Linked DNA regions of Mus musculus: regions 2, 3, 4, 5, 6 and 7 are each linked to region 1. Evidence: chromatin loops called from intact Hi-C (ENCODE). Cell type or tissue: heart. All regions are shown on one strand. Region 1 overlaps Gm38708 (a long non-coding RNA gene). Region 2 overlaps Ruvbl1 (RuvB-like protein 1). Region 3 has its middle 9.1 kb from the start of Gm46965. Region 4 has its middle 21 kb from the start of Dnajb8. Region 5 has its middle 20 kb from the start of Mir6376. Region 6 overlaps Eefsec (eukaryotic elongation factor, selenocysteine-tRNA-specific). Region 7 overlaps Eefsec (eukaryotic elongation factor, selenocysteine-tRNA-specific).

The links. Peaks named below come from ENCODE experiments on the same cell type or tissue, not always from the same donor. Only the 100,000 strongest peaks of a DNase experiment are listed, where the experiment ranks them.
Region 2: it touches region 1 in a loop (3-fold over the local background); 20 of 42 quality-filtered maps call a loop at or near these places.
Region 3: it touches region 1 in a loop (5-fold over the local background); 29 of 42 quality-filtered maps call a loop at or near these places.
Region 4: a loop joins it to region 1, with 7 times the contacts of the local background. A loop is called at or near these places in 12 of 42 quality-filtered maps.
Region 5: a loop joins it to region 1, with 5 times the contacts of the local background. A loop is called at or near these places in 16 of 42 quality-filtered maps.
Region 6: it touches region 1 in a loop (5-fold over the local background); 14 of 42 quality-filtered maps call a loop at or near these places.
Region 7: a loop joins it to region 1, with 6 times the contacts of the local background. A loop is called at or near these places in 13 of 42 quality-filtered maps.

Annotation. Positions count from the first base shown.
Region 1 is chr6:88,188,255-88,192,254 of GRCm38, reverse strand. Gm38708 (a long non-coding RNA gene) reads left to right here. Exons shown (of 4, transcript XR_001785312.2): 2 at 596-2,095. Among named protein-coding and RNA genes, the nearest start is that of Gm38708, 7.1 kb to the left of the region's middle. RefSeq lists enhancers at 242-473, 2,233-2,632. In heart, no CTCF peak of the experiment used is centred here; DNase peaks (open chromatin) are centred at 1,234, 1,744 and 2,494; H3K4me3 peaks cover 2,072 bases; H3K27me3 peaks cover 3,824 bases.
Region 2 is chr6:88,484,829-88,488,828 of GRCm38, reverse strand. Ruvbl1 (RuvB-like protein 1) reads right to left here. Exons shown (of 11, transcript NM_019685.3): 8 at 2,918-3,116. Among named protein-coding and RNA genes, the nearest start is that of Gm46965, 4.8 kb to the left of the region's middle. In heart, a CTCF peak has its summit at 1,754 (motif pointing right); DNase peaks (open chromatin) are centred at 1,728 and 3,258.
Region 3 is chr6:88,498,735-88,502,734 of GRCm38, reverse strand. No RefSeq gene overlaps it. Among named protein-coding and RNA genes, the nearest start is that of Gm46965, 9.1 kb to the right of the region's middle. In heart, a CTCF peak has its summit at 2,347 (motif pointing right); DNase peaks (open chromatin) are centred at 274 and 2,374; H3K4me3 peaks cover 1,357 bases; H3K27ac peaks cover 2,068 bases; H3K27me3 peaks cover 398 bases.
Region 4 is chr6:88,240,798-88,244,797 of GRCm38, reverse strand. No RefSeq gene overlaps it. Among named protein-coding and RNA genes, the nearest start is that of Dnajb8, 21 kb to the right of the region's middle. In heart, a CTCF peak has its summit at 2,008; a DNase peak (open chromatin) is centred at 2,018; H3K27me3 peaks cover 3,395 bases.
Region 5 is chr6:88,122,511-88,126,510 of GRCm38, reverse strand. No RefSeq gene overlaps it. Among named protein-coding and RNA genes, the nearest start is that of Mir6376, 20 kb to the right of the region's middle. In heart, CTCF peaks have their summits at 2,386 and 2,760; a DNase peak (open chromatin) is centred at 2,410; H3K4me3 peaks cover 627 bases; H3K27ac peaks cover 552 bases; H3K27me3 peaks cover 1,528 bases.
Region 6 is chr6:88,319,788-88,323,787 of GRCm38, reverse strand. All of the region lies in intron 4 of Eefsec (eukaryotic elongation factor, selenocysteine-tRNA-specific), which reads left to right. Among named protein-coding and RNA genes, the nearest start is that of Dnajb8, 100 kb to the right of the region's middle. In heart, a CTCF peak has its summit at 1,782 (motif pointing right); no DNase peak of the experiment used is centred here; H3K27ac peaks cover 316 bases.
Region 7 is chr6:88,429,211-88,433,210 of GRCm38, reverse strand. The region is part of intron 1 of Eefsec (eukaryotic elongation factor, selenocysteine-tRNA-specific); the gene reads left to right. Among named protein-coding and RNA genes, the nearest start is that of Eefsec, 15 kb to the left of the region's middle. In heart, a CTCF peak has its summit at 1,800 (motif pointing right); a DNase peak (open chromatin) is centred at 1,800.

The DNA.
Region 1 (4,000 bases):
ACTCGGGGCTAGCTTGTCTTAATGGCAGGTGTTGATGTCTAACTTGGAGCTGAAGGTAGATGGGGGCAAACATATGTCTGCGGAGCTATTGCTTTGGTTGACACTGATGGTTTTTTTTGGGGGGGAGCTTGATGGTTGTGGCCATGCTTGAGGGGTGGGCACCTCTGACCATCCTTCCATCCTGGATCTGTGTTTCTGTAGCCAGGGTTACTCTATGTCTGGAAGGGGAGGGGTGTGGAGACAGTATGTGTACCCTGCAGGCTCCCTAGCCAGCCGCACCTTCCCTAACCATCAGGGCAGGCAGCCAGGGGAGCCCCGGGGTGCCATTTACTCTGGCACTTTCTGTATGTCTGTGGGAGGGGGAGATGAGCTGATAAGCCTTATCTGCTATTACCAGGGCCATGCTGAATAACCGTTCTAATGAGGTGGCCTCGCTGGGACCACCAGCTCCCAGGCCCCCTTCCTATTGGGTAGGGATATGGTCAGCCAGACCTGGAGCACTGAGCCAATCCACTAGAGACCTGGTAGAGCCTGTGTCCCCAGAGACCCTTATTTATTTATTTATTTATTTATTTATTTATTTATTTATTTTTAGGTCTGCCTTGTTTCATAGAGGAAGGTCCTAGGAACTGCAGCTGAGACAATCAGTCCTCTCTTTTCCCTGGACTGGGCTGACTAGAGAGACAGGAGCCACTCAATCTGATCTTCTGAAGGCAGGCAGTATGAGGCCCAGAACTTGGGATGGAGTGAATTGGAGTCACAGTGACAGAAAGCTCTAGAGAAAAGGGGAGAAACAAGAAGCAGGGGGTCCTGGGAACAGATTTATTATTATTTTATTTTATTTTTTTAGTGTAGTCACGCAAAGGGGCAGAAGTGCTGGCAGGATGGGCCTAGGGACTGGGGTACTTAGGCTGAAATAAACAATTAGCAAGTGTCAGAATGAATCAGAGAGGTGGGCATAAAGGCGAAGAAAGTATCAGCCAGTGAGAGGCATGGACATAGGAAGAGATGCCGGACTGGAGAGGGACTAAAGAAAACAGATGAGTAAAGCAAGGAGCAAGGAGCAAGGAGCAAGGAGAGAAGGGCCCAGAGAGGCGTGGGCGGAGGGAAAGAAAGCAGGTCTGAGGGAAATGTAAGGACCAAAGATGTAGAGGCCTAGCTGGCCTGGCTGAAGGGAAGCTAGGTCCTTGGAGACCCGGCAAGGCATGAGCTAGGGCTGGGACCCCGGACAGGGCAAGGATCGCCTGGTGGTGGAGACGGGCAGGGGGGTCTGAGTGGGCCTGAGCCGCTGTCCCGGGTAATTTTTCATCTCGGCCGGCTAATCTTTGTTCCCGGCGAAGATAATGAATAGCCAATCGTTATCTGCCCGGCTCCCGGAGGCTGCCCGAGAATGGGGTTGTACAGGGCTGGGAATTGTTTCCAAAGTGCCGCGGAATAAATGGTGTTTCTTATCTCTGCCTTCCAGATTATCGCAGCCCTTTCAGAGCGCACACAACAAATGCGCCCGCCATCGAATGCAGCATTTACCACCACAGATCCGCGCGCCGATGGGCAGGCTGATAAAGTCCGCGGGGGGCTCGCCGGGGCGAGTGTGCGCCCCGGCTCTGCCTGGTGTGTTTGGAGGAACACGTGGGTATGGCAGCGCGTGGACCCTGAGCACGCAAGGATGTGAGTGTGCGAGTAAGTGTGCCTCGAGAAAGTTCACGTGTGCGAGACCCTGCGCACATGCATGGTGAGTGTTGTGGCGAGTGCCAGAGCAGAGGCCACCAAGAGGCTGGCGGGTAGGGTTGCTGCACGTGGCCTCGTGGGAAGCATGCGGCTAATGTGCGCCGAGTGCACGAGACAATTTACTTTGAGGGCCTACAAGTACCTAGCCTTGGAGGATGTTGTTTGAGGGTGCGGAACAGAGGGGTTCGAAGCCACTCCAAGTATGTGTAGCACTTTGCAGGCTGCACTCCACAAGGTGTCTTCCTAAAGCTGCTGGATGGAAGCGGTAGCTGACGTTTGTGCCGGGGACTCAGGCCTTTGGAACACGCACGGGTCTGTGGGACAGTGTGGACCCAGAACGACTAGGTGTGCAGAGAGATGCGCGAAGGTAAGGACCGGTTTTTTTTTTTTTTTTTTCGGGCCTTGATTGAGCCTGTGTTGTGCAGACTCTGGGTTGGACATTGGCTGTGAGGATGAGATGGCTGTACGCTCGGTCGGGGAGTGCTGGAGAGCGACACCGGGCAAGTGACTGTGGAGTTTGAGACAGCCCAGGGGTCCTGGTGCTGGCTCTGGGGCCCCTCGGCCAAGGCCTTGCAGCTGGGGCAACACAGCCCAGCCCGCCGCCCGAGGTCCCGGCCGTGAGTGACACGCGCCGCCACAAAGGCTGTATTTTTCCAGGCCCGCGCCCCGCCCGCGGGCGATGGTCCCCATGGCGACGCAGATAGCGCGCGGCCATTTTCCTATCTCCCCGGAGTCTATTATACAGCGGGATTAGCTCATCTCCAGGCAGGTCAAACCCAAAGTCACACAACCTGCGGCGTGAGCCCCGCCTCCGACCGCTCCTCCCCTGCAGCCGGAGCGGGCGACCCCCGCGGCTGGCTGGGCCGGTGCGCGGGTTCAGAGCGCCACCTGGCGGCTTCGCGTTCCCAGGCCCGCTGCGCGAGAGGCAGCAGGTGCCCTCCGACGCGTTGGCTTTGTGTGGTTGCTTGGGCGACTCCAAGGGAAAGGCTAGCACACAGTAGGTGCCCCACAACCATTTGCTGGAAGGATGGACCGGCAGGAAATTCGACAGGGGCTGACTGCCAAAGGCCACCGCGTGTTGGCAACAAAAACCCATTCCTATGACTGAAGAAAAGCCAATCTCCTTTGCAACCATGGTAGGGGCCTTGCTGACGCCCAGGCCAGGTTTCCGTCCTCCTTCCTCCAGGGACAGCGGCCCTGAGGCCTTGCGGTTCTTTGGAGTCTCTGGACAAGAACCCCCTCCCCTCCTGTCTGCTGGTCCCTCCACCCGAAGAAGTCTGCCTATGGCCAAATAGCATCCATTAGACGGTAGTTATTCTCTTCTCCCCTCCTCTACTCCCCTCCTCTGTCTGATGGTCAATTTTATCGTTTCTAGTGAATTCTCTAATAACATTTGCTTGTTCAGGGGTCTGTGATGTTTTGAACAACGGCAGGGCTGTGGAATTCTGACGACTAGTTGGGATTATCACAACATGGGGAAGGAGTGGCTGAGGACCTAAGGGGTCTGTAAGCCCCACGGGCCGGGTTACAAAGCCTTCCTTGCTTCACTGAACATAGGATAGTCACTGGCTGTGAGGTACAAGAGTTACCCAGCAGCCACACCCCAGGACCTGCCTACCTGATCTGAATGAGAGGGAGCTACATGGCCCCTCCCTTCTCTGCACCTGCGGAGGTGAATTCACCCCATCTTGCTCTCCTAGAGCTGGTCCTGGGTAGCAGTGGGACCTGTGGCCCGAGTGGTACTTGAACCACAGGAAACCTCATTATTTAGGTTAATTAGACAGAGCAGCCCCAGCCTTGGTGGTCCATTGCTGACTGTGGAGCTGGGACGGCATACTGCCAAAAGGAGTTTAGCAGGCTCCATTCTGGGGCTTGGGGCTTGGGAGTAGCTCTGGCCAGGAGTGCTGGGAGTTACCTTAAGTTCTAGCAGTTTCCTCAGCACTGTCCTGGAAGAGGAGCTGAGTGGGGGCTCCCCCATCCACAGACCTTCCCCTCCCACATGGTCATCCACAGACCAAGCCTCCTAGCTTGGCAGCTTTATACAAGTTGCTTTCCCACTCGGAGCCTCTGGTTCTGCCTCTGCACTTCTCCTTCCAGGATCCAGGATCGTGGACTGTGGGGCTTGTGTGTGAGCTTGCCTTTAAACAGCATTTTTGTAAGCCTGACTTGACAATTGGCAGCCAAAGTCTCCAGCTGGTACCACACCCAATGTCTGCCAGCACTAGATGCGGAGGATCTCATGTAAAGAATTTCGTTTCTTGCATCTCGTGAA
Region 2 (4,000 bases), 300 kb before region 1:
TTCTGTCAGAGGCTGTCGTATGCACTGTGAGATGCTGTGTGACACCCACAGCATTGAGTCATGAGAAATAAAACCGTCTACAGATATCACCAAATGTTCACAGGTAACAATGCACTTGATGGAGGATCAGTGCCTGCTACTCTCTGTAATCCATAATGACAGAGACAACTAAGAATGTGGTAAACACCTGGGCAATTTAATGGGCAGTTCCCTGACACGTGCCTGAGCCTGGCTGGCCCAGTAGACACAATGAGACATTTCTAAAGGGCAGCCGTATGCTTGGCTGCAATGCAACTTGGTAAGAAAAATGGTCATTCTGGGCTGAGGAGAGGCTCGCTAAGTAAAAGATCCTACTGCTCTTCCAGAGGACCCAAGTTAGGTTTCCAGCACCACTACCAGGGACTCACAACCTCCTGTAACTGTCCCAGGGGATCCAACATCCTCTGACCTCCATGGCACTTGTACACACATATGTGGTGCATACAAATGCATGCAAGGACAGTCATCTCAACAAATGGCTCTATGACAGCTGGACATCTATATCTATGTCTAGATGTAGAATCGGCCCTTCTTTGACCATGCTCAAAATTAATCCCAATTGACTTACAAACCCAGAGCCGAATTATAAATTCTTGGGAGAAAACAAAGGCATGTGCCTGTGGTCTCAGGTTAGACAGTGCTCCTTATGTAAGAACAAAGCACAAAGCAGGCAGACTGCACTTCAAAGTAGCCTGGAATTTGTTCCTGGGGGCAGGGGCTGAAGACCAAGGACTTATACATGCAAGGTAAGTGCTCCACTGAGCTGAACTCCTACCCTAAAGATTAAGAGTTTTGAATAAAAATTTTAAACTGTGTCAAAAGACTGCCAAAAAAATTGATTAAGACTACCCAAAGAATAGTAGAAAATACTCAAATACATTCATGTAATGTTCAAACATTATTGATGTACATAATAATTTACTACTCAAGAGTAAAGGCAAACAAGCAAAACAGAAACTGGGCACATCTGTAACCCCACAAGTTGAAAAGCAGGAAGATTAGACGTCTAAGGTCAACCTAGGGAGCCTAGTGTCCCCTGAGGCCAGCTCTGCACCATGCCATGCAACACTTTATACCTACTCACTGCCCAGCTGGGTTGAGGGCATCATGTGGGCTTTCCAGCAAGCTAAGTGGCAGCCCTTGCGGCTTGCAGTCTACCACCGGGAGACAGCCTCATCTGTCCTTGGGTGGCAGGGTGTCCTGACACCACTCCATAGGGGCTCATACAGACTTTAGAACCCTGACAAGGAGCAAGCCCTCAACATGTCAGATATAATGCTGATGGTGCAAGAGGTTGGCAGCTCCTCCAGGGAGAAGGCTATGACGACTTGTTACAGATTGTCACACTGTGTAGATATTCCTAAAGTTCTGACTTTTAGCATCCTAACCACACTAGTGTACTCTGGAGCTCAGTCTTCACCCAAATCCAAGCCACATGCCTACGTGGTGAGAGCCCAGGCCCTGCTTGCCCAAGTCAATGGGAGCAGCAGTGTGGTGGGTCTCCTGCGGATGATGTCAGCACGACGGAGCTGGTACTCAGCACCAACCCACTCTGTAGAGTTCATGCAGCTGGCTAGAGCTTGGTTCTCACAAGCAGGCTGGGATCAAGGGCTCCTTCCTCTTGAGAAAGCCCTGGCAACGGGGTCCAAGAGCTGCCAGCCTCTGTTGGCACCCGCTGGTTTCAGTTAGCTCTGTTGGCAGAGCTCCCAGCAGGGGGCACCATGTGTCCATACTGAGCCCAGATGAAGCTGTGCAAGAAAGCAAGTGTCCAGCAGAGCCACAGGTGCCAGGCTTCCGGAGCCAGGCCCACATGGAGTCTATAGACGCTGACTGGGGGCCCTGAGTCTCCCCAGCAGCCGGCCTGGACCTGGCACAGCAGCTTCCCCAAGACTACAGGACACACCTGTGATATGTTCCTATCCAGATGGCATCACGGGGTGCCAGAACACACAATGCCACCATCTACACTTGAACCATAAACATATCCCAACTAGAGTGCATAGGGGACACAACTGAGGGTGGCTGCTGTTGTAATGCACTACGCTCACAGCAAATACCAGACTACTTACTCCCCAGGGCCACCAGCACCCGGTGTGGACAATCTCAGTGTGTAGACTAAGTTTCTCCAGCAAGGGCCAGTGGCATTCTATATGGTCCACCATCATGGACAGGCAAGCCAGCAGTCTGGGTGGCTTCGGCTGTCCTGAATACTCGAGGGCCATAGGACCATAGTGTCTCCAGTGACCACTGTCAAGATCACACAGCCCCAGGGCACTGTCTCTTGGAACAGCTGTGGGCTTGAAAAGAAGCCCTTTACATCCCAGCACTGCAGAGACCAGCCCTGACTGTCCCACAGGACCACAGAAAACCTCTAGGGCACTAAAACCGCACATGAGAACCTGACATGGGCCTCAGACAAAAGCTGGTACATTCTCTGCAGCTCAGGCTCAGAGTACTTAGGAAAAAGTGAGTCTGGAAAACCCCTCCACCCCAGCATTGGGGCTGTATTAACACAGGAGAGACTGTACGAAGACCCACTCTCCAGGGCTCTACTGAACCTCTCAAGAAAGGTCTGGGGTGGGAAGAGTTACACCATTCAGTTCCCTCACCTGAAGTGAAGCTAGCAATACCTATCCCTCTGCAGGAGACAGGAAGTTAGCTAGCTCATGACATCCCACTAAAGACCAGCCCCTATGCGACCATTACTTCGCACACTCCATAGCCCAAAAGACCCCTGGGAAGACCTTCCTCATCAGAACAACCCAAGACACATCCTTGCTTCTTCCCCATCTGCCTCATGGCATGCAGGCATGCGAACCAAGGAGAACACTCGTTCAGAAGGAAGGTGGGAAGCCTTGGAGCAGGCGTGAGGCCCTACCTGATGACACAGTTGCCTCGGTTGGATGCAAAGATGACAATGGGGGCGATGGAGGACTCCAGGGCTCGGTGCAGGTAGGTAAAGCACTCGATATCCAGCATGTGGACCTCATCGACAAAAAGCACTCCAGGGACCAGCTCGGCCACACCCTGGTCAATGTATTTGTTCACCACTTTGTTGATCTCCCCTCGAAGTTTATCTAGATGTGGGATGGCAGGGTCAGCACCAGCAAATAGCTCCCGCTCTGAGCTCGGACTTCCACCCAAACCCACCCTACACCTGTTTCCCCAACTGTGAGGCCCCAGCAGGCCCTGGCCCCATTCCAGCTTCAGTTACATCATCTAAAACAGGAACAAACACACCTAAAGGCCACAGAACTGGCAGCTTTCCCTAAAGTTGTTTGGCTAACCCCAAGTGGGTTGTGCACAGGAAGGCCATGACCTCCTCACACGCCCCACCCTGCCTTATTGCTCATCCTCCCAACCCGATGTCCAGCTCCCACTAGAACTCAAGTCTAGCAGATTTGGGAGCCTGGGACGACAGGAGTTTTCATATGCAAATATTCCTATGTTGTGCTCTGTGAATGACCCTGTCTTATGGCCCTGTGTGACGTTGCCTTCAATCACACGCAGTCTCAGTCCTCTCCAAACAGGAAGATGGTTTCAGGCCTTACAAGATGTTATCCATAGTCAAATAGGCCACCACGAGTCACAGCCCAGTCTTAACCGCAGCAGTAGGGTCTGGTCATAAACAGAACTGTAAGATCTGCTGGAGTTGCTACCTCTTCTACCAAATCTACCAGTAAGAATTGCCTGAGAACAAAGAGCAAATTCAGGGCAAAAGACTACAGTGGTTGCTGCTGCATGCAGCACACACACCTGTGACCCCAGAACTAGGAAGGCTGAGGAGGAAATGCAGCATCTCTTAGTCAAGGTGATCCTAGACTAACCAGTGAAACCCTGTCTCATCAGCCACACAAAGCCAGGCAAAATCCAGACACAGCTGCTCTTGGGATCTGGAAGAACCGTCTCAGCTGCTCGTCCAGCTGAGACCTCCAAGATCACAGAGACTTCATGCTTCACA
Region 3 (4,000 bases), 310 kb before region 1:
GCCTGTGAGCTTGACAGGTGGTAATGCCAGTAAAAAAGTAGATGAGATCCACATCTTCATACCTGTGAAGTTTTCTTCGTTAGGTTGAGATAGGAAAACCCGCTCTAAATATGGGCTTCATTATCTCACTGGCTGGGTCCTGGACTGATAAAAGAGAAAGCTAGAATATCAGGGGCGGCCATATGACGATGCAGCTTGACCGACGGCTTCCAACTCGGCTGCCTTGACTTCCTGCCACCACGGACTGAGCCAGAATAAACTCTTAAGCTGCAATGAGACAAATAGTTGATAAGCCAGGTTCCCATGCTCCCTGTAACCCTGTTCCTATATGCTGCTCTCCTTCCCACTGCCTCCCTGCATCCCAGCCTGCCCTAGCTGGATTGGACGACAGCTTCAGGAAAGTAGGGAAGACCAAGGAGTTTAATCTCTGTTCCATGGGTGGATCAGACCCTGGGGAAGAGTGCTGCAAAAACCCAGCCTGGACTTAGGTGTGCCAGTCCCTGATCTGGACTGCTACAGGCGTGCCTTAGCTGGCAGTACCCGCACCCTTCTTGCTGAAACCTGAGATAAGTTCATCTGGTATTGCATTGTACCAGCAAATAGCTTTGTGGGAATGGAAGCAGAATCCACCTTGGGAGTTTATACCCCCAATAAATTTCCACAGTGTTTACCAAGCCCATCACCTGTATTCCCCTCCTGTACATCCTTCAAAGCCCACCTCAGGGAGATTTAAAAACACCCACAACCCATCAGAGGGGTGACAGTTTTGGGCCAGCCCCGGCTACTGTCACTATAGTGGAGAGTATGGGTGTGGACTACATCAGAAAAGTCCCTAAGATACATTGGAGGGAAATACCAAAAGCAATTGTGTCCATTACTGTTCGTGTTCAGAGTAGGCAAGGAGGAGCCTGGTGTGGTGATGTACACTGTTAATCCCGCTGCTCCAGATGGAGAGGCAGGCTGGTCTTAGTTCCAGGTCAGCCCAGACTACACTACACAGTGAGAACCTGTATTCCCCTCCCCCTTATATGTGCATACACACACACAAACAGATTGAGACAGAGCATGACAGACACCGGATGGGGGGCAGTGGGCAAGGACATGACAATGCATTTGGAAAGCTCTAGCAATCCCTTTGGAACTAAATGTTCATGTCCTCTCCTAGTCTTACATGCATGGGAAATGGGAGAGCCCAAGCAAACATGAGCAGTCATGAATAAGTAGATGGTGGATAGCCATACACTGTTCTGAACGAAGTGGGCCAGAAGCAGCTGTTGTCCGAGACTGCCTCCAAGACAAACTGCCTCCATCTTCAGTTGGGCTGGACCCACTTGCCCAGGATCTTCACGGGTGGGATTGTTGACTGGTGACCTTCCTTCTTTCAAGGGGAGGCCAGAGAATGTCATAGGCCCCCTCCCCTGGGTACTCAGCCAACCGACCCAATAAGTTGAATGTCATCCTGCCCTAATTCTACTGACTTGGCATCGGGGCCTCCAAGAGGGGCTAGAAAACAGGTGGGAAGGTATTAGGGAAGAGGCTCCATCTATACAGCCATGAGGAGTCACCATCCCTGCCAGGTGCACATTTCCATTGTGGCTGCTTTAAGGTCACCCATACTCTACCCTTTGCTCTGTAAGACCAAGGAAGTCCCTGGTCTTTAGTGGACTTTAGTTTGTTGCTAGGGCCCAAGGAGGAAGTGAGTAGACGTTATTCCTTCTGCTCAAGGGGTTAGGAAGATTCTCTTTGTCAGCACTCACAGTGGCCTACTTGTGGCTTAGGGATTTTACTCTGTGAATATAAGCTTTAAAAGAGAATACAAGCAAACCAGAACTCTAAGCAAGGATATGCAGGCATTCCTACATCACTCAGGATGAGGGAACAGGGTCAGCCATTATGAAATGCAGAGGCTGAACCTGAGACTGACAGCACCTTCCTCCCCATCTCTAGTCTCCCCTTCCTCCTAATCTCTGCCATCTCTAGCTAGGAAATACACTGAGTGTAAAGTGGCTTGCACAGAGGGACCACGAAGTGGAACACACTATCATGCATACTCCTTTGATTCAGTCCAAATTCTGCACCCTGCTCAGAATTAACACAAAACTATCCACTCAAAACTTTATCCTGCCAAGGGTACACTATAAGCCCAGCACTAGGAAGGAAGAGGCAGGCAGAGGAACCTGTGTTCGAGGCCACCTGGTCTATATAGAGAGTTCAGGTCTACTTGATGATGATGATGATGACGCCAAGCTCAACAACAACAATAATAATAGTAATAATAATAAAGCCAAACTCCATGTGCCTACCCCAATTGTTTTCCCACAAGCATCCTCCACCCCCAGACTGCGTGTCTAGCCACACGGGGGCGCTGCGAGCCACGCCACTCGGGGGTCCGCGGGTATTTGCAAGGGTCTGGGCCGCACCTCCCGCCCGCGTCCCCATTAATCACGCGTGCTGACGGCGCCGACCCGCGCGCGGGCGGCGTGACGGCGCCGGTGACGGCGGGTGACGGAGCGGGCAATCGGCGGGCGCGCATCGGCCCATCTTATCGCGCCAGCCCAGCCTTCGCCCGTCGCACGCCGCCCATTGATCGCGCGGGCCGGGGCCGGGGGTCAGCGCGGACGCTCGGCCTGACAGCCACATCCATCGCGCTGACGGCCGCACGCGCGCTCGGCCCGGCCATTAATCACCGCATGGTGCCGAGTGACGGGGAGGGCGACAGGACCAGCGGGCGATTGCCAGCCCTGCCAGCCCGCGCCTTCCATTGCCGGGCCCTGCCGCAGGTCACCCGCATCCCCAGGTCACTTGCTTCTTGGGATGGGAGGACGGTGTGTACCTCTCAGGGTCCCATGGGAGAGCTGGCTTGTCTGGCTGATACTAGGTAATACCATTACTCCTTTCCAGGGGATAGCAGGACCTGTTTCTGCATGGAGCACAAACAGAACTGCATTCAAACGTGGAGGGCTAGACCTCAGCTTGCGCCTGTTTCACAAACTCTGACCTCTAGCAACAAGAGCCAGGAACTGGTCATTCTGATCTGAACCCTAGTCACATAGTGCCTGTGGCCTCAGAGAGTTTCACATCCCAGCTTGGCTGCTGCTCCTCACTCAAAGACAGGGCCTTTCAGACATGTGGCCAGCGACCCAATCAGGGCTGGCCCAGGGTCAGGGAGATGGATGGCTACAAGGTGTAAGTCCCGCCCTCTGCCTGCAATTCCATTTCTTAGCTACCATACTTAGGCATGTTGACCTACCACCTTCTGGTGTGAGAAAGCAAGCTGTCCCTTCTTAAACCCCGAGTATTCTCTGAGGCAGTCTAGGGTTGGCCAGGGTAAGGGCTAGGGTTGAAGGGGTAAGGTATCTGCAAAGCAGAGGCCAGGAAGTGCCTTGGCTTTGGGAGAAGGCACCGCACCTGGAATGAGCAGCCACCAAAGAGCTCAAGGAGAGGCTCCCAGGAGCCTGGCCCAGAGCTGGGATAGTGGCCACCTCCTGTGACCAGCCCCCATCCTGCCTGACTTTAATATTACAACAATTTTTCAAGCTGGAGCTGAACTAGTGGGAAAAATGGGGCTGCTGTAATTGTTGTTAGATTGTGTGTCAGCCTGATAAGATGTAACAAATACTTCCTCCCCACCAGGGTCTGCTCCCTGCCTGGCAATGGATGGAGAAACTTCTCATAGTCTACAAGGGATGGGCCATAAAAACTTCGCCTGTAAGATTAATGTAATAATCACAGGCCTTGCTGGGGAAAGGGAGGAAAATTAAAATAACCAAACCTGGCTACCTAGCCAGACCATCTCCCTCCCATCAGAGCACTGCTGTCCCCTCCCCTAGTACTGTCACACCCCAGAAGAGGGAGGAGCGGCAGGAGTGGGGGGCCGTGGTTAGAAAACACAAGGCCACAGTCCTAGTGCTCACTAAAAGCTCTGGAGAGCAGGTGCAAGGGACTGCAGGGATGGCAGGGACTGTCCTCAACCCAGCAGCACCTCCACCGCTTCTGTCCT
Region 4 (4,000 bases), 53 kb before region 1:
TGTGTGTGTGTGTGTGTGTGTGTGTGTGTGTGTGTGTCCACACCCAACAGTGTGCCATGGTATAGGTACATGGAGACAACTTACAGGTTATTTATTCTCTCCTTACAATGTAAGTCCCAGAGATCAAACTCAGGCTGTCCGACTTGGTAGCAAGCAACCCTACCCACTGAGCCATCTTGCTGGCCCTGAAAAGTATTATGGGAATGGTGTCTCAATAAAGCTTTGAAAAACAAAAACAAAAACAGAGCTGGAGTGTAGCTCACTGACCAGCAAGGTTCTGGGCTCCTTCCAGGCACTGGAGAAAATGAAATAAGAACCGGGCTTAGTGCACACCTGTGAGGCCTGTGCTGAGGAGGCTGAGAGAGGAGCAGCCCTGTGAGGTTGAAGGCAGTCTGGGCTACAGAATGAGGAGGCCTTGTTTCAAAGAAAAGAAATTAACATAGAACCTAACAATCTTAGTCTTAGGTATACACCCAAGAGAACTGAAAACATATCCACATACAAACTCACATGTGGCTATCATGGCAATGTTTTTCACAGCCAGCTCCGGAGGCCAGCCCCCATATATCCATTAACAGGCAGGTAGATTTATGAAATATAATCTATCCACATAATGGAATATAATTTAACCATAAAGGTGTGATGTAGAGAAATGACGTAGTAAAGTGCTCGCGGTGAAACCGTGAGTACCTAAGTTCTGATTCCATGTACCCAGGTAAACAGATGGGCAAGGCAGCGTGTACCTGTAACACCAGTGCTGGGGAGGGCAGAGACAGAAAGAGAAGGAGCCTTGGAACTTGCTGGCCATCCAGTCTAGTGAAGTAAGGGAGCCCCAGTTTCAGTGAGTCTCTCTCTCTCTCTCTCTCTCTCTCTCTCTCTCTCTCTCTCTCTCTCTCTCTGCATATATATATATATCTGTCCAGAGTGTATATATATATATATATATATATATATATATATCCAGAGCTGGCTGAGCTAGGGTGAGTTTGTGATACCCAGGCTTGGGGCTCAGGCTAGCAATGGCTGCAGGCAGGCAGAGGCAGTCTAAGCCTGTGCTGGGTGGCTACACCACAGTGCTGTACCCCACCCCCCACCCCACCCTGTACCACTTAGTTCTGGGCTCACACAGTCCTGGCACCTGAGGCTTTGCGGCACCCTGCTCCCAGAGATGAGGCCTTGGGCATCTACAATGAAATGCTGGTCTTGCAGTAAGGTTGTTTTGTGGTTATTTAAATCTGTATCATTCTTACTGAGAAAAATGGCACAGCTGTACAAAAACACAGAGCCCCACACCTGCCCTGGCCTGCTGCAGAGCCTCCCATACCTGCCCTGGCCTGCTGCAGAGCCCCACACACCTGCCCTGACCTGCTGCAGAGCCCCCCCACACACACCTGCCCTGGTCTGCTGCAGAGCCTCCCACCCCCCAACACACACACACCTGCACTGAGCTGCAGTTCTCCCAGATACATGGATACACATAGCTGGCCACAGAGGAACCCCTGGGCCTCCCTGACATTGGTGTCACCCCTGTGCCCACCACTCCACCCCTCCTATGGCAAGCCCCACCTCACCCCCATCTTCTTGGGGATGACTATGGATTTTGTTTGTCAGTCTTGGGCAGGGCAGAAGAAGCCACCGGATCCTGGCCCCAAGCTGTCTAATCCTCACAGCAACCCCGGACACGACAGAAACACTCAGAGACTCAACAAGGACAGAAGAAGAAGGAGAGAGCCAGGGCTCGGACCCCATAAGGCTCAGAGAAGTGCACCAGATTTGTGTGCTCCCTCCTCCCTTCTTCCCTCCTCGAGAATCCTTTTGTGTCCCTGTCCTGGTCACTGGCCCTCTTTGAGCACCTGTTGGCACAAGTCACTTTCTGTTGGGTAAGAGCTAGCGAGCTGAAGCACGGGAACTGTCTAAGCACATTGGTGACCGAGTCACAGCTCGCTGCTGGATTCGGTGGAGCACGGACAGCTGGCAGTCGGGTGGTGAGCGCCTGCACTGCCCTGCCCCTGGGCTCCGACAGAGGGCAGGCACGGCCCAGCCTCCGGATTGTTAAGCGGGACACGGAGGAGAGCTGAGCACAGGGCTGCGGGCCCAAGGATATCTCTGAGACTCTGGGTAAAGAACCAGGGACATGAGCCAGAGTGGGGGAGAACAGGAAGAACTCAAGGTACCAAGCTTCTGGCAGCAGCCCGGGACCTGCCGGGTCCCCATGGAATCACTAGTGCTAGGGCCCCATATAGCTGGACACAGAGGCCAGTAGAAAAAGAAGGTGCACAAATGCATGTGTGTGTGTGTGTGTGTGTGTGTGTGTGTGTGTGTGTGTATGTCCTGTGCTAAAATCCACTTTCTGTTTGTTTAAAATGTAGCTATTTACATTTTAAAATTCCACTCTGATTCATTCCTGGGCCTGAGTGACCCATCTCTGAGACCGTTTTCCTCCCATGGAATGGTCCCACCACAGCCAGCTGTTCGGAAGCAGAGGTATAACCTGCCCACAGCACACAGGAGCACACAGCATCAGCCCAGGCCAGGTGAGCAACACAAGGACACAGGTGACAAGGTGGGAAGCTGTCTGTCAGGAGTACACAAGGGAAGGCTGCAACAGAGGAGGAAACCTGCATTCACATGCAGCCCAAAAACACCCCCCACCCCCACGGTCCCATACCTGCGCACACTCCCCCACTAACACCTGAGCTCATGTCTCTGCACATGGTCCTGTATGCCCTGCATATATATGCCCATATATGTACCCCTGAGCTCATCCCTGCCATGCCCCGGCCTGCACCCCTGCAAATGTGCTAGCCTGCAAGGTGCAAGTCTGTGGCTACTGTCCCCAAAGAGGATTTAGGGAGTTTTTTTTTTACGCTGGCCAGCTGACTGGCCCAATCACCACCTGACGGTTTCCTGAGCCCCCAAAGCTTGAAAATTGGGGATTTGCTGAGGTTCACCTACCAGGAGCAAGAACTGAGTTTTGTACCCTGTGGAACCCTGTCCCTCAATGTGTGCTGCCTGCCACCAGCTCCCCTGTGGGGCCTGCCTCACCCTCGGCGCCCAGCGTTTGCGTAGGGCTCCCCAGGCCCGAGATCGCCTTACATGAGGCCGATGATAATCTCTGTTGAAATAATATTTAACACATGCTGCACTTTTAATTAACTATCTGAATAATCTCAAATTAATACCAGAGCTTTAAAATAAGTTTTCATTTTCACATTTGGTAACATAATAGCAGCCTGGCTGGCCCATTTCCCCCTCCTTTGATTTAATTAAAAGCCCTTTTGTGTGTCTCTTGTCACTTCAGAAAGGGACAAAGGCCCCCACCTCCCCCCACCTTACATGGGCAGCCTGGCTCCTGGCTCTGGGGTTCAGGTCTGAGGCTCTGGACAGTCTGACTGAAAGAGACACTTAGGTGAAATCCTTCCAGGCCCAGGCCAGCCCTGGAGTGCCACCGAGTGGGCCAGCATGCCAGCGCATCACACATGCTCACACGGGGTCCCAGGCATGAGCATGGACCAGGCACATTCTGCAACACAGCAGCCCTGGAGGCTACTGGCAGCCATTGCCCTGTATCCACAGTATGCACAGCCAGGCACACAGAGTGGAGAGAGCTCCCCTGGCAGCATCCTTTCAGAGACGTCACAATACATGCACGCACACATGTGAATGTGTGCTGGAACCCTCCTGGCTTGGTGGAACTGTCAGAGTCCAGGTCTGGGAGCACCACTGGGCATCTGTGAGATGCATGTGGGCACGTTTTGGAGGGTCTCTAGCCTGTTTTTCTATTTGGGTCTCCACCTCTCTCTCTCTCTCTCTCTCTCTCTCTCTCTCTCTCTCTCGTCTCTCGTCTCTCTCGAGCGCCTGCGTGCGCTTTCTGTTGCTCTTTCCATCCATTTGTCTGTCTCTGTCTACCTGGCCCCCATTTCCCAGGCTCCCTTGAACTGGGTTTGCTCCAAGCTGGTTCAGCTGTAACTGTCTGGAGACAGGGCTATCTATCCTCTTC
Region 5 (4,000 bases), 66 kb after region 1:
CATCCTTACCCCCTATATCCCATGAACACCCCTGCTAGAATCTCCTCCAGCCCCTGCCTCAGCCCTGCTCCCACCGTCACCGCCCTCTGAGCCACCTGCTCTATCTGGATGTTCTGGCTTCAGCCTACCCTGGTTCATCCAGCCTTCACATAGCGTCAACTTTTTAAAAGCATGGGCCAGATCCTGCTTAAGACTCCAGAGGGAGTTGCAGCCCGGAGACTGAAATGGTACTACAGTCTCTTCTTAGTGGCTTGCATAACCAAGATGGCCTCCGCTGTCTGAAAGCACCAACACTGAGGACGCCGTGGTCTTCATCCCTCACATCACAGGTGACCCCAGTCACCAGTCAAAGCTCTGATGTCACAATTACGGCTGGAGAAGTGTCTCCCAGGAGGAATCGGATGTCTCAGCATCAGCGTCCAGCTCCTCCTTCGTCCCCATTTTGTCCCCGCCCCACCTCTTTCTCCATACTTCTTATCACTAGGCACAACTGAAGTGGAATCCTAAGGGTTCTTTGAAGAGTAGAGTCACTTGTGTTGAATGGTGTTTTTCTGGGGCAAAGACATGAAGGAGTGTTTTCCTGAAGTAGACAAGGGTGAAAGACTAAGGCAGACTCGTGAAGGAATATTTCGCTGAAGCAGACATAGGAGAAAGGATGTTCTGCTAAAGCAAGCACGTGAAAGGGCATGTGATGAAGGATTCTTTGCTAAACACACACACATGCCACTTTTGCAGACTCGGGCTGACTAGCAGAGTGATGTCAGTTGAGACAGATGCACATGCTGAGGACACGTGAAGGACACATGATGTTTGGAGGATATAAACAGGACTCGACGAACAGAGACTGAGGCTGAGCTGGGCTTGCTCACACAGCTAGCTGTGCAATGCTTGTGGGGTTCACATCTTCACTGATCTTCGCTTCCCTGAGAGAGGGACAGCAGAGAACTTCTCCTGGCATTCCTCCTGCTCCCTTTTGCTGACTCAAGTCAGCTGAGGCCTGGTGTCTCTGCTAGGTAGGGCCACCACTGCTGATTTGTGTTTGCTATCCCGTCTCTACCAAGCTGAACTGCTGGTATATCCGTGCAGTGTTTGCAAGTGGACCAAGCTGCCACTGCTGACCTGTGAACCGAACTGCCGATTTCCGGACAACACAGACAGGAGTTGCTCCAAAGAACCTTACTAAACAGGTTCATTTCCCACGTATCCTTTCTTTCCCACTACCTTTGGTGGATGGTGGGCTACAAGGGAGGTTAAAGCATTTAAGAACCATAATTCAAAATAAGGCTTGAAATAATTAAAGTTACACACTATCCACAAGCAACCCGAGTTCCCTAGTGCAGCAGACCCTAGCTGTGCTGTGGTCAGTAGGAGTCGTGGAAAGCAGACCTAACCATGTCCGTCTCAGAGGGGGGGACATTTTGGAACCTCTCCAATTGTTCCAGGTTACAAGCATAGTGGCAGAGCAGGGCAGGGCGCACTTGGGGCATCAGAAGCCGGTGCATAATTTTTCCTCGGTTTCCATAACAAGAAACTGTAAGGCTGTCTCCCATCTACTTGATGGCTGCCCTGGCTTTTCCATGTCACTTCTCTTCTGGCAAACAAAGATGGCTGTTGCTACATTCTCTGCAGTGCCTCACGTGCTCAGGACAGTTCAGAGTAGGTGTGGACGAATGAATGTGGAAAGAATTTACCTTCGGGCTCTCAGGATGGCTGTGTAGCTTCAAGGGGCTGCTGGGCAGCCTTGTGCATGGGGAGCAGGGCATGCTGGGAAGCAGGTGGAGCATAAGGTGGGGGTGGGGAAGCCATGGCTTCCCTCTAGCACTGTGAGGTCCCAGGGAGGGAGAGTTAGGGGATCGGTCTGAGATGACTCATGAGAGATATAGCTTTACTTTCAGAAGGACTTGGGTTTGGATTCTCTCTTGCCCTTGAGTTCCTGTCAAAGTCACTGCACATACTTCTGGGGGCAGTGTGATGCTAGGAGCGGAAGCCAAGGTCTCACCCGTGCGTGCTTCGTGAGCTAACCTATGAGGCTATTACACTTTCTAGGCAGCACCACTGATCTGGATGCAGTTTGTCTTGGTCTCCACTGTTTAGCCTGTTAGAAGGCTCTCTGTCTCTTAGAGGGAAGGGCTGGGACTGATCTCAGAGCTTTCTAAGTCCCTTTGCCAAACAGGGGTTCCTGGTCCCCAAAAGGGGCTGTGGTTCTGCTTACTGGCCCTGCAGACTCTCAGAGCCAGCGAACAGAAGGAAGTGGAGTCAGGTAAAAGTCTCTTTGTAGAACCACACCCCTGACTACTGATCAGGGGCCTGAGGCTGGCCTGGACAGGGAACGCCAGGTCTGCAGCAGAGTCTTTTTCCTGAGCAGTGGCTGCCCCCATGAGGGCGAAGGTAGAAGCTGTGTGCAGAAAAGCTGATGGGAGAGGCGGTGCCATCAACTGAGCAAGAAAGGGGCGGTTTCTGGGCGGCAAGGAAGCCTGGAGTTCTAAGACCCATCAGGATGTGTGGCCCAGGGATTCCCGGGGAGATGAAGTAGGCGTAGCCAGGCTGCCTGTTTGAGGGTGGTCTATGGGGAATGTGGGAGGAGGCAGGGTCAGGACCCTCCAGAGAAACTCGGTGTAGGGAACGACCACCCAGGAATGGCAGAAATCAGGAAGACACTTGCAGACAGCAGGCTGCCAAGAAACATAAGCCTTGCAGGCTGTTGTCCCCAGGAAAAGGTAACCCTGCTCAGAACTTTTGACCTGTTCCCTGGAACAGGGACCTGAGCCGGGGCCCCAGGGTAGACAGCAGCACTACATGATGCTGCCACTAGGGGTCCTTCTTGAGCTGCTCCTGCTCCCAGCTGCCCATCCTGCACACGTGAAACTGTGCTTCTCCCAGCCTGAGCATGGAAAAGCTAGTGGCCAAAGTTGGGTCGCCCATCCTGCACAACGTGCTTCTCCCAGCTTGAGCCTGGAAAGGCTAGAGGCCAATGTTGGGTCGCCTGTGATCACCTCGCCACACTCTGGGAAACCATGAGCTTTAAAAATTCACAGTCCAGTCCCCTGGCCCATCTAAGTAGCAGGGTTGCCACTGAAACGTCTGTTCATGCCCTGACCTGACATGACCATAAGACTGACAGCACTTGATTCCCCTTTTCAAAAGCCACCACAGAGCTAAACAGACAACTGCGTAGGAGCACAGCGGTTTCTCTGATGTGACATCAATTTCACAAACATCACGCAATTGTCTAAGCAGAACTGTGGCTCTCTCTGTACTGTCCCCAGACCAAGAGAAGCTGTAAGATTGCAAATCAAAGACCTTTATCATGGGGCTGGGGTATATGTAACCAGAGCTCAGAAGTTTAAGGCCCTGGCATCGTGGCAAGGTCCCTAACTCCCCCCCCCCCAAAAAAAAGGTATTCAAAGTGACAATGAACTGGACACCCCCAACTTCAATTGAGCATCATAACTTAGTGGTACAGCACGCCACAGTGAACCACTCCTGATCAAAGGGCCAATGGACGTCATTCACTTTCCACTGTACAACATGGAGAGCAAAATCGAGGACCACTGCTCGTTCAGGAGAAAAACCCAAATTCATAACTCAAAGCATTTAATTTTTTTACTGGATGCATGTCATTTTAACATCCTAAGACAAACTATTGAAAGTCAGGGACAGCCTGAAATGACATCCTAGTCAGCAGTGGGCACATTAGCCTGCTTGGCGACAGCCATGTCAACTCCCCTGGCTGTTGGAAAACTTTTAGCTATTCAACACTGAAGAGCCAGTTAAATGTGGTTGTGGGAAGGCAGGAGCAGGGGCCACGAGTCCAGCTGCTATCTTCTCTGTGGTGGAAATCCTGCATTGATAACAGAATGGCTTAGAGCTAAGCATAATGTACACACAGACAGACAGACACACATAAATACTTGTGTGTGTGTGTGCACACGCGTGCACGTGTGTAAGTAGGTAATACTCTCACTGTGTGTGTGTGTGTGTCTGTGTGTGTAAGTAGGTA
Region 6 (4,000 bases), 130 kb before region 1:
TTCCTTTCTCTTACTGCAGTGCTGACTGGTTATAGAACAAGATGTTAGTTTCTGGACTCATTTAACTTTTTCCTTGAAATAAGGAAAATTTCTACTTATTTTTTAAGTCAACAAGCACTATAGAAATTTACCAGGAATCTTTATAATATTATTTAGGATGATTTTTAATCTTTTGTTCTACTAATGTGCTGGGTTCTCTAGTAGTGCATAACAGAATAGATGCTGCTTAGTTACCTGTCATTCTTTTTAATATTTGGATTGTAATTTTGAATACTTTTAAGATATTTATGTTAGCATTCATAATTGAGATATATGGTTGACACTTCTGTCAAGTTATGGTGTCATATGAACAGAAGACTTCAGAGGAAGAGCTTGCCCACTTTCCTCTGTGTTTTGTCTGCTCCTTAGAGGAGGAAGGGAGCTTGTCTCTGCAAGCATCTGAACTCAGTATTGGAGGGAAGGGTGGTACTCTGGTCTTTTTTATTTCAGTCCCTCCTATCAGTTTGGTAACATGTTTTCCTGAAAAATGGCCTGTTGTCTATTTTGTTTTATTTTGGTCTTTTTGAGACAGGATTTCTCTATTATCAAGTTGGAACTCCCTGTGTAGACTAGACTGATCTACCTCTGCCTCCTGAGTGCTGGACTAGAGGTGTGTGCCCACCACTGCCCTGCTTCTGTTGTCTGTTTTTAAATGTGTTTGTATTATGTAGCCCTGGATGCCCTGGAATTCACTATGTAGCCAAGATGGCCTCAAAAATCACAAAGATATGCCTGCCTCTACTTCACAAGTGCTTGGATTATATGTAACAACGCCTGGCATTCATCTGCCGCTTTTCCTTTTAAATTTTGTTTATGCAGTGTTGGCTTTAACAATTCCCTTTTGTACACGATGCCAAGCCTACCATTATTTGTATTCTGACTGAATATGCCACCATGCCTCCACTTCACTCTGCCTCCCTGGGCTTCATGTCCCTTTCTTACCCTGGGAGGGTCTCACAACCTCTCCTCAGAGATCCATCAGCACCACCTTAGGTGCTCTCCACTGAGAACTGCTACTTCCCAGATGCCCCTGGGGTCCTTTACCTGTGCAACTGGTTAAGGAGGAGTTTCTCATCTCAGGTTCTAGGCTCTTTCTCTCGGGTCTTTAAGGAATTCTTTGTCTATACAGTTTTTAAAGTCCCCCCACACTTTTCCCAAGTGTTCCTGTCTGTAAGATGGGTAGTTTTAAAGCCTTTGGAGTCGCCAGGACTTGCGCTCCCTATTTCATGTTTTCTCACCTGCTTTGGATAACACCGGCCTTTTAGTTAATTCTTACTCTCTGACAGGCAATGAAACTAAGGCTCAGGATGGCGACTCTCCCAAGGTAACACAGTTGAAGCAGTGATTTGCTAAGCTATGATTCACACTTACCTCAGGGGTCCCTAATTCCCAAGTCTTTATTTGTTGTTTCTGTTAGCAGCAGCCATAGCACTGTGGGTGGATTCCAGGTCACCCTGTATTTCTGGCTTTTGAGGTGAACTATGGCACATAATGTAACCTGGTAACTAGACTTATTTTGTGCTTAATTGGAAGCAGACTGCAGTGGGCTCAAAGGTCAAGCAAACAGCCTTCTGGCCAGTACCTTGCAACCCTCCCAGGCTCCTCGAGTGGGGGCGGATCTGCTGCCTGGAATGTAGCTTGGCCACATGCAGGCGTCTCCTGTGCTGCCCTCCAAGCTTTACCTCAGCTCTAGAGCACTCCGGACAGTGTTTCTAGCCTCAGTTCTGTGTCGCGTTCAGAGACAGTAGATGGAGCCAGAGACTTGGAGAAAAATGAAATCCAGTCCAGAGTCCCTTACTCTTGGGGCCAAGACAGTGTGCTGCAGGTAAAGAAAAGGCGTGGCTCCCTGGGGCTGAGGAGTGGCCAAGGCTTTTTCTTGGCTTCTTCTCTGTGGTCATATATTAAGGTTTATATGAGAAGGAAGGACTCAGGGCTTAGTCGAAGGAAGTTCATTGAAAGTCAGGCCTGGTTCCCACAGGCTACATGGCTGCTTTATTGGCCGTGCCCTGGGTTTTCGTTCGTAACAGAGAGTCTTCTTTCTGTTACGTTACCCCCACACCAGCGACTAGAAACCCGCCCTGAGACATGGCTGAGTTTCATGTGCAGTTAGGACAGGCAGGAAGTATGCTGTATCTGCGCCACAGAGGATCTAATAGGAAGGGTCAGGCTGAGAAGAGTCCCCACTCTGTAAGTGCAGCCATGGCAGCTTGGCTGAAAACCTGGCCTTGCACATCACCCTGGGTCTCCTCTAACGAACAGAGCTGCACTGACAGCAGCTGGCCTTGCCCTGTTGACGGGACCATGCTTCTCTCCTACCTACCCCTGGACTGGTTAGTGCGGCAGACATGTACCCAGTGACCCTGTGTGACTCCCACTGTAGGAGTGCATGACACACCATGCTATTCAAACTCACTGGCTCTGTGGCAGATTAAACTGTTGTCTGGGGTTAGATGGAGCAAGTAGCTTAATTCCTTAACTGTTTGTGGCACACGCTGCCTGCATAGGCTCTGTAGGTAGCTAGGAAAGCAGAGAGGCCTAGCTTTTGTTTTGTTCTTCTGAGCTCCCTTGGCCTGTCAGTGGTTATGGATGGGCCATTCTGACAGATGTCAGCTGGGGGCTTGTGCCCAGGAGCTCAAGAACAGTCTGCCTTTACCTGGGAACCAGGCTATGCAGCATTTGGGTTTTTTCTTTCTATCACTTTCTCACAAGTACTCACCAAGGACTGAACCAGGTCTGGTCATGGGAGATTGTATAACAGCTTTTCACTTATTGTTGGGATTGTCTTAGTCCAAGGTTTGCAGAGAACCGGAATTCCAGGTGGTAGCCATCACAAGTAGAGAGAGGTAAGGTTGACAGAGTGGGCCTAGTATCACATGGTGGGGCTTAGCAGCTAATCAGGGAACAGGGCAAGAAGAAAGGGATGGAGATCCTGGCTGGGAACTACAAGTAAAGAGATGGGAAAGCCCAGCAGCAGCATTAAAGGGCAAGGGTCAACATACAGGATGCGGAAAGGAAGGAGGGCCCTTAGCGATCATCTGTCTGGGTCCATGCAGATAACCTCCATACCCACTATGTAGCAAAAGGAGAAACTGAGGTTCATAGAGGATATGTGCATGGGTTATATAACCAGTGAGTGGCTGTAGATGGATTTATAAAAAGCTGCCAGTAGCTATTGGTTCCAGCCAGAAGTTATTGTGACTCTCCAGCCGTAAGGTTCAAATGGATGCTCAGGTTTTAAGAGACCTAAAGTAGAGTTAGAAAAAAACACAAGTGGCCAGTTGCAAGGAGATAAGACCCATCAGGACCAACAGAGAGCTTTGCTTCCAGCCAGAGAAGTATCTGCTCCTCTCAGGCTTTTCTCAGGACAGCCTGGCAGCTGCCCTGGGCCTCATCCTGTCTGACTTCCCTACCTGGCCTAGCCTGACTTGCTGAGATGCCACCTCCACATTCTGGGGTTCTACTCATGTGCCATCCTTTTCAGGTTTTTACACCATCCATCCATTTAAAGTCAACATACTTGAGAAAGGAAGTAGAAAACAACAGAGGATTGGTTGTTTTCTAGTCACACACACCCTGTGCAGTTTAATGAAGTCATAACAGAACAGAAGGAGGGGCCTGTCTGCTCTGCAGTTCTCAGGAAGAAAAGCAGGTGCCACCATTATCTCCATGCCTCTGGCCACTGTGCTTGAGAGCCTAGGAAGCAGAGCCATGAGTAACCCATAACCTTGGACTTGGTGTGCTGAGCCTGTAAGCAGGATGACAAAATTAGAGCTCACCTCAGTGTCTCTAATCTGAGCTGGGGAAGACACTGGTTCTCCTACTTTTCTCCGTCCTGCCATAAGCAGGGGCTGTGTCTGTTAAGCTGAAAAGTATCTGTTCCTGGCCAAGGAAGACTTCAGCTCCCCAGCCCCTGGGGTAGTGAGTGACAGGGCTGCCACTTGCAGCCTTGGCCCTGGACTCT
Region 7 (4,000 bases), 240 kb before region 1:
AAGAGTTTCATCATCATGTTATCAAGTTCATTTAGCAGTCCCTAAGAGATCTGCATGCAAGGAAGGCAGAAGTTACCCTAGCCTCCCAGACAGGTGGGAGGCAGGTATTAGGAAGTAACAAAACCATAAAGATTGTGAGTTATGGTCAGTACCAAGGACAGTACAGGACTGTTGGCTTTGGGGTATCTCCCTTACACCTTCCTGAGGCAGTAGGATTGAAAGTAAATTCTGGAAAAGTGTGGGGCCTGTGACTGGTGAGTTGGGGATGGATACTACATGTCAGAGGAGCAGCGCCTGCAGTGGCTCTGAGGAGGGCAGGTTGGGCTGGTCTGTAATGGGGAGAGGGGGTGGTAGGCAGTCATGGCTATCTTTGGACAGATATGCACACTTGGATTCTGTTAGCCCTGGTTTTGCTGGAGGACAAGCAATGGTATATTGTGATCCATGGACACAGAGAGACATTCACACTAGCCCTCTACAGGTGGTTGGCCATACCAGGTTTTCTTTACTGGCTTTTATGTGTCCTTAGTCCTGCCGGTTTCTGTTACCAGGCCTCAGATTCATGTGGGTGTTTCCTGCCCTTTTCTTAAAATTTTAATGTTTTTATTGTAGTATTGGAGAATCGAATCTCAGGCCTCCTGTGTACTGGGAACACTCTGTACTACTTTCCTGTAGTAGAGCAATGGGCTGAGGTGGAAATAGGGTTGGCAGGCAATTCTGGCATGGCAGTAGTTAGCCAGTTCCACTGTTCTGTAGTGTGACCAGTGGTACACTGGCACACTGGCATCTCAGGCTCCAGTTACAGGGTGGGAAGATAGCAGTCCTGAGTGGACAGTAGAGATGTCAAGTAAGGCATCCATCCAGTCACGGAGCTGGCCATACTTTGCTAGTCTCCTTGAGCATACTGCCCTTGATGTTCCCACCACCCCTCCTGCAGGATGTCCTGGGTGAAAGATAACACACAGGGTCAGGAAGGGACAGATTTTGCCTTTTCAGGAGAACTGAGGTTGCTATGGTTTGGTCTCCAAGCTGTGCCCGTGAGGTGGAAGAGTGGGTGCTGACGTTCTGATGATCTGTTGTTTGGAACAGAACTGCAAACTGACTTCAGAGAAGCTTGTTCCCCTGAGCTTGCTGCTGAGCAGGAGTTACTGGCTTTAAATTAGCACAGGTGTCTTCTGCCCTTTTCTTAAGTTCTTTGTGTTATTTTTGTTGCCGTATTGGGAATTGAACCTAGGATCTGGCAAACGCCCCGCCTCTGAGCCACATCCCTAGTTCCCTTTCCTTAAAACAGGGGAATAGTAACTGACTTCAGAGCTCTCTTGAGATTCCAGCTTGGTCTCCAGGAAGTGATTGTGTCTGCTTTGGGGGAGTCACTAGAGCAACTGTAACCTGAGGGATTCTTTTCTCCTCTGGAACCTAATGGGTTTCCTTCCCTTGTGCAGACTTCTTAAGTAAATGGAAGTGCTACTTACTTATTATTGCAAGTTCATCAATCATTTCTCAAAGTTTTTTAAAGTGCATAATAAAAGTTCCCATGATAACCAGCAGCTTTTTGAAGAGTGAGTGTTTTCTAGGAACCATGAGAATCTATTGCATTAGGTCTGATTTCTCCAGTTGGAGCTTCCTTCTTCTTATCTCAAAATCTGCCTCAGAAGGCAATCTGGGGATGCACAGCAAACACTCTGGTAACAGATGTGTGTCATCCTTTTCCTGACAAGTCCCTAGGCTGGGAGACCCAGCTCTACTCAGTACGCCGCCATCCACTAGGTGTGGGTAGACACACCCTGTGCTGATTAGAGCTGTTGGTGCACAAGAGGGCAGTGTTTGCTTGCAGTCTCAGACGGGCGATCATGTGCTGGTTCACAGGTCAGCAGAGTTAGAATGACCTCAGATGTAGTCAAGACAAAATAAACTGTAAGTCAAGGTTGTGATGAGTTCTCATATATGCCTTTAAATACACAACTCCTTCAAAACTTTGCTGCTTGTTAGCCTTCTTTTTCCTAAAAAGAAAAATATTGTTTCTTTCAATGTTTATTTTTAATTTTTTTTTAAATCAATGAAAATATGGTTGCAAGTCTTGTACAACACTAGCAGAGGTTACACAGTGTCACAGAAGCAAAACACCGGCTTCCTAATTAAAAACCAGATGGGCAGATTTTTGTTTGGAGCAAGAGGTCAAATGTATTTTCTCCCCTTTTCACATCAATGTAAAGCTTATCTGCCTTAACTTTTGAAGCGTTTGAAGGTGTGTACGTCAGCAGTCCGCCCTGTTTCTTTTATTCTGCCTTCCCCCGTAAGGTGGCTCCCTGCATTCTGTAAGGTGGCTCCCTGCATTCTGTAAGGTGGCTCCCTGCATTCTGTAAGGTGGCTCCCTGCATTCTGTAAGGTGGCTCCCTGCATTCTGTAAGGTGGCTCCCCTGCATCCTGGTGTCCCGGGATTGATTGACTATGCCTTTTTTTTTTTTAAATAATGATTTTCCCGTTTTCAGTTCTTCCATGGTACTCTTCTGCTGAAACCTTTGGACCAGCAGGACACATGCTGGAATGCAGTTCTTGCCCCCACCAGATTTCAGCTGCTACAGAACTGGGAGCCCCTTCCTGTCCTCAGTCACCTCCTGATCTCAGGTGTTTTTAGGATGTTGGTGTCACTCACTGATGAAATGCTACAGATGGCAGCAGCTTGAGGAAACAAAAGGAGGAAAGGCATAGGATGGCCATAGCTTGTCTTGGCATCCCCATGGGAACCACCTGGGCTTTTGAGCTGCCCGTGCACCCCAGGTGGAGGCAGTTGTCTTGCATAGGACGACTGTATCAGGAGCATGCTCTTAAAGCTCATGCACAGAGCCGAGGCTTGACCAGCTTGAGTGTCAGGAGTAGTGGGTGCTATAAGACAGGAGGATAGAGACAAGGATAGCATTTTTGACTGGAGACAAGCCAGGTCTTCCCATATTGCTCATTTACTTGATGCCTTGATCATCTCACAACAAAGCATAGTGAGACCCAGATGCAAAGGGCTGTCCACCACTTCAGTCCCCTGACAGCAATCAAGGAGACAGGCAGTTCCAGGCTGAGCCCTGTATAGAATCAGACGTCTTCTTCTAGTCTTATGTAATCCAAAGGGAGTATGTCTGTAAGAGTGGTGCCACATAAGTAGTTGAGGAGGGATATGACATCCCCTGTGGTCTTTAATTGATCTATGACTTCTAGTTTAAATGTGAATGTCACAGCACTGAGTGCAGTGTTAGTGGGTGGCCACTCACAGGTTTTTCTGTGACCCACATGACTTCTAGTTAGGTCTGAGTCTAAAAGAAAGGTTTTGCTGCATCAGGTTTGTAAAAGAGGCTCACCAAACATTTTTTTCTAGGAACAGAATTTTTGAAAAATGCTGGAGCCTTTCGTTTACAAAAGAAGCTCATTTGTCAGGGATGAGAAGTTGTTTTTGTGTGGCTCTGGGTGGCTTCGTCCTTTCACTTCCATAGTAGGGCTAGCAATTAGGAATGAGACCCATGTTCTAGGTGGTCACTTCCAGCTAGGCTGTGTGTTTGTTCCGTCTCTGTCAGCTCAGAGGGAGCAAAATGAGTGAGACCCCTGTAACAAGCAATATGTGGGTGCACCAGAGACACATGCTGACAGAGATAGAGTGTATCTCTGAGAGAATGGTCTGGGTGCTGTTCTGTCTGGAATGTAGATAGAGTCATTGTTCTGACGAGTTCCCTTATAGTAGAGTTCCCTCCGTAAGCATTGCTTGTGGTGAAATTTTGAGACAGTTTTCTGTTTGGGTCTTGAGGTCAGTCGACTTTCTTGTGTTTGTCCCACTCCATAAGCTTTGCATGTTGTGCCTTAAGCATTGCATTCTGTTAGGAGGGTAGGGAAGACAGGTCTGCTTCTAGATCTTCATAGGGAGCTAAGAGGTGTATAGACAGTGAATTATATCAAATTATGCACATGAAGCCCAAAGACCTTAAGTGGGAATGTTGGGCAAGCCATCCTGTGATCACAT